2 separate regions of the Homo sapiens genome follow, and region 1 is linked to region 2. Evidence: read pairs that join two places in POLR2A ChIA-PET (ENCODE). Cell type or tissue: MCF 10A. All regions are shown on one strand.

Evidence for each region. Peaks named below come from ENCODE experiments on the same cell type or tissue, not always from the same donor. Only the 100,000 strongest peaks of a DNase experiment are listed, where the experiment ranks them.
Region 1: POLR2A ChIA-PET joins it to region 2 with 6 read pairs; 6 of 35 experiments call an interaction of 5 or more read pairs at or near these places.

What each region holds. Positions count from the first base shown.
Region 1 is chr20:45,357,129-45,359,628 of GRCh38, reverse strand. No RefSeq gene overlaps it. Among named protein-coding and RNA genes, the nearest start is that of SYS1, 4.8 kb to the left of the region's middle. In MCF 10A, no CTCF peak of the experiment used is centred here; DNase peaks (open chromatin) are centred at 528, 1,188 and 2,068.
Region 2 is chr20:45,517,355-45,519,854 of GRCh38, reverse strand. The region is part of intron 1 of LOC107987282 (a long non-coding RNA gene); the gene reads right to left. Among named protein-coding and RNA genes, the nearest start is that of SPINT3, 3.0 kb to the right of the region's middle. In MCF 10A, no CTCF peak of the experiment used is centred here; a DNase peak (open chromatin) is centred at 1,364.

The DNA.
Region 1 (2,500 bases), 160 kb after region 2:
CTGGTGGGTCCCAGTATCCCAAACTATCAAATGAAAGAGGGACATTGGACTCCGACTTGCAGATGCTGTCATGGCCCTGTGCCATCTGAATCACCTGAGGAACATACTGGATATTCAAATTTCCAGTCCTTGTTTGCAAACCTAAGTCCAGTTCAAGTCTCCCAAAGCAGAGTGTGGAAATCTGTGTATTTAGAGAGCTCCCCAAGTGATTCAGAGGTGCACCCACATTTGATAACTACAGCACAAGATGATCTGTAGTTGACCCTAAACCGGCTCCTTCATCCAACAGAAAACTGCTCTGTGACCTTGGCGAGTCACATTCCGGCTTCAGGGTTTTCTTCCATCTGTAATATGAGGGGATTGGATTTGAATAGCTAGCTGGTCTACGAGGGTTCTTCCTACGCTGCCAAGTCTGTGGTTCCAAACTTATGAATGAAATGTTAAACTTCAGGTCAGAGGCAGAGTGACGAAAAGCCACAAGCTGGGACAAACTGTCCTTTGGGTGGAGGGGAGGGGAGTGCCTCTGGTCACTTGGTCTCTTTCGTCACTTTCACACTGGGGCCCCACTGCATGCATGTAAGGACAATCGCTAAGGTCACCTTCTGGATCCACCCCCATAAATCCCTTGGGAAATGTTCTCCCATAGGCCCATAGGCTTGAGAGCCCTGCTTAGATTCGAATCCTGGCTCTCTGGCTGTCTTGCTGTCCTGCTGGGTGACCTTGGGAAAGTTACTTCATGTCTCTGAGTCTCAGTTGGTTTCCTCTTCTATAAAGTGGAGTTCAGAATAGTACCCATGTTATGGGCTGTCCTGAGGGTCAAATGTGTGCTTAGTCCACTGCCTGATATGCAGTGGGCACTATGTTAACCTCAGCAATGTTAATATGATTGTTATTATTTCTTCCTCTGGAATGTGGGAACGGAAATGCCTGATCTCAGATTTATGGCAAGGATCTAACAATGTATCAGACAAGTCAAGCCCGGTGGCTGGCCCATAGTAAGAGCACATTAAATGTGATACCTTCTCTTCCTCCTCTCACCCCTACTGTCGTGTTCTCTAGATCCCTCCCTCTCTCCCTTCCTCCCCCTCTCCCTTCCTCCCCCGCTAGGCTGCCCTACTGCCCTGCTCACATGTTTCCTTTCAGGGAATATTTGATGAAGACACTTCAGTAGAAACACGTGTCTCAGGGACACGTTATGCAACTCTGTGCTCACAGGTTTTTGGAAACCCCACGTGGGAGGCTTGGAGTTGGCTGCCTGTCCTCTACATCGGTGACCATCCTGGGCTCTGGCCAGTGAGTTCCTCTCTTAGAAGGAAAACTGGAGAGAGAGCTCATTAGCTGCCTGGTTTCTCCTCCAGACCGAAAACCCCTTTGTTACCCAGGTTGCTTTAAGTGCTGTTTGTGTCTGTGTTTGGGGAGGAATATTTGCTGAGCATCTACTGTATGACAGGCACTTATATAATTTAATCCTTATTTAATTTCTAAAACAAGCCTGTGAGTTGAGAACTATTAATAGCCCCACTGAACACATGCAGATCCTGAGGCTCAGAGAAGGGACATTTACCCAGAGCCATGCTGCCAGTGAGTGGTAGAGCTGAACTCCAACCCAGGCCAGTTTGACTCCACACACTATTCCTTCTCAGTGTGTAACAAAAAGCGCACTGAAGGCCAGGCAAGGTGGTTCATGCCTGTAATTCCAACACTTTGGGAGGCTGAGGTGGGTGGATCCACCTGCAATCAGGAGTTGGCGGCCAGCCTGGCCAACATGGAGAAACCCTGTCTGTACAAAAAATACAAAAATTAGCCAGGAGTGGTGGTGCATGCCTGTAATCCCAGCTACTTGGGAGGCTGAGGCAGGAGAATTGCTTGAACCTGCGAGGCAGAGGTTGCAGTGAGCTGAGATTGTACCACTGCACTCCAGCCTGGGTGACAGAGTGAGACTCTGTCTCAAAAAAAAAAAAAGGCACTGGACATTACAGTGACATACAGCTTTCATCTACCTGACCTCATCTTATTGTTGCAACAGCCCCAGGGATGTAGGTATAAACATTGTCCACATGTTACAGGTAAGGAAATTGAGGCTTAGAGAAGGAAGTGACTCACACTCAGTACACATTGAGGTGTGGCATGTCTTGTCAGCTGGAATAATCAAAAGTTAAGAAACATCTGGGGTGTCTGTCTTTCCACTCTAACTTTCCACCCCAACCTCCCTGTTCTTTCCTTCACACCAGAGGGAGTCAGGAAACTGGTTTTCTGTGTTCTGTGTCTAATGATCAGGGGTTTTCTGCAAACCCTCTATCTATGCAGGGTGGATGATGCCAGGCATGACAGTGGGTGGAAGGACCTCTGAGTACAGCCATCCCTCAGCATCCATGGGTGGTTGGTTCCAGGACTCCTGGCAGATATGAAAACCCAGAGAAGCTCAAATCCTTTATATAAAATGGTATAGTATTTGCATATAGTCTATGCAATCTTCCCACATTCTTTAAGTCATCTCTAA
Region 2 (2,500 bases):
TATATCCCATTTTCAAAATGTTACCATTAGGGGAAACTAGGGAAACATTTCAAAATGTTAACATTAGGGGAAACCATATTATTTCTTACACCTGTACGTGAATTTATAATTATCTCAATAAAAATTTGAATTAAAGAAAATATAGGCAAAATAAAGACTTTCCCATATAAACAAAAACTGAGAGGAGGTGATGCTTCTCGTGGACTAGACTTTTTCCTTAAGACTGAAAGGATATGAGCCCAGATGGTAATTTGGATCCACAGGAAGGAATGAAAAACACCAGAAATGGTAAGTATGTAAATATAAAAGTGTGTATATGTGTATATAAGGGCATGTGTGTGTATGTGTGTGTGTGTGTATGTGGTCTTCTCTTGATTATAACAATGCTATAATAGACATAAATGTAATATATATGACAACAAAAGCACAAAGGAGGGGCAGGAAATAGAGCTATACTGGTGCAACGTTACTATATTTTACCAGAATTAAATGAATTGCCTGACATATGGTGCTCATAAGATGTTAGTCCCCTTCTTCCTTCTACAAAAGAGAAAGGTCATTTGGAGGTTAGAACCTGAAGGGTGAAACTTTATTCTTTCAAAATCCCACCCTTATTTACTTCCTCCTTCCTTAAACCAGCCAAATTAATGGGTCTCAATCAAAAGTAAGTTAATTGGGGCTGGGCTCGGTGGCGCTAGCCTGTAATCCCAGCACTTTGGGAGGCCGAGCTGGGTGGATCACTTGAGGTCAGGAGTTCGGGATCAGCCTGGCCAACACGGTGAAAGCCCGTCTCTACTAAAAATACAAAAATTAGCCAGGCGTGGTGGCACACGTCTGTAATCCCAGCTACTCGGGAGGCTGAGGCGGGGGAATCTCTTGAACCCAGGAGGTGGAGGCTGCAGTGAGCCAAGATCACGCCACTGAACTCCAGACTTCCAGACTGGGTGACAGAGCAAGACTCCATCTCAAAAAAAAAAAAAAAAAAAAAAAGTAGTAAGTGAATTGGAAGCGGAGCAGGGTTGAAATATTACCTATGGTGTACAGTATTCACTCTTCAGGCCCAGGCTTCACCACTGTGCAATATGTCCATGTAACAAACCTGCACATGTAGCTCCTGAATTTATTAAAGTTTTTAAAAAAATAATGTAATGATTTTTCACATACATGCACACACATATGGTTGACATAGGGTTAGTAAGATTCCTGCAATGAATATAAGTGCTAGATAACTAGCTAGGGCTGCCTTCTAGCTGCTCTAACGTGTTTTTAATAAATCTTACACTTGCCCTCCCCTTTCTGGAATTACAATAACACTGCCACCCAGATCTCCTGAGAAAGAGCCAATTCACTGAGTCATGACCAAAGATCCCCAGGGCAACCTGAGTACAGAATGAGCTTTTCAAGGGCCAGGTCCTGTTGCACCTTCCCACAAGGCCTGTTTGGCCAAACGAGTACAGACACACCTCATCAGGCACTGCCCCTCACTGCACTGGATCCTTATCATGCTGTTAATGTTGGAAATATTATTATAATTTTTTAAAAAAGTGTTTGTATCTATTGCTCTTCTGCAGGGTTTCCTAACCTTGGCAAGATTAACATTTGATGCCAAATGTGAGGGCTGTCCTGAGCAGTATAGGGTGTTTAGCAATATCTCTGCCTCAACACACTAGAAGCCAGTAGATGCCCCCAATCAAAAATGTCTCTAGACATTGCCGAGTGTCCTTGGGGGCAGTATCACTCCCTCCCCTGCTTTCCTGAATAGTACGTTTAAAGGCAGCTTCTCACTTCCTGATCCATTGCCCCAGAGGAGGCAACACTGCAGGAAGCTCTCAGCCAAGGATCATCAATAGGCGCCCCCGCCTTTCCTCTGCCTGCACAACAAGTGACAGTCTATTTATTTCTTCCTTCTATCATTATTTTGTTTTCTGATGAACAGATTTGATCACCCAAGAGGGCTAAGAAAGGCGATATCAAGGATAATGCTGGTGGACCCCTCAAAGTGCAAAAGAAGTTATACCAAAGAGATGTTGCAATGTAGGCTTCAGAAGTGCCTTCAAGGAAATAAATGTGGGGTAAACAGCAAAGATCAATAGATAATGAGAGGATCGACCAACAATTGTATAAGCTATAGTTAGAGAAAGCAATGGCCAAGGAATGAGTATCATGGTTCTAGGGAATTTAAAGAAAAGGAAGAGCTATAACTAATGTGCAAAGATGGGGAAAACATTTCTGTAGCAACTAAGTATGCTGCTGATCCAGTTAGCACCCCCATTTTCAAAAAGGCATCATTGCCACACACACACACGCATCCCTTGCAAAAGACATATACCTGTGTGTGCATTCACAATGTGTGAGGCATTTGAATATTTATTGAACACTTGCACCAATTCTGGGAAGTATGCTAAAGCAACATAATTAACCCCAATTTATAGATGAGAAAACTGAGGCTGGAAGACGTTAAATGACTTGCCCAGGTCAAGAGTAGCTGGACTTAAATCAA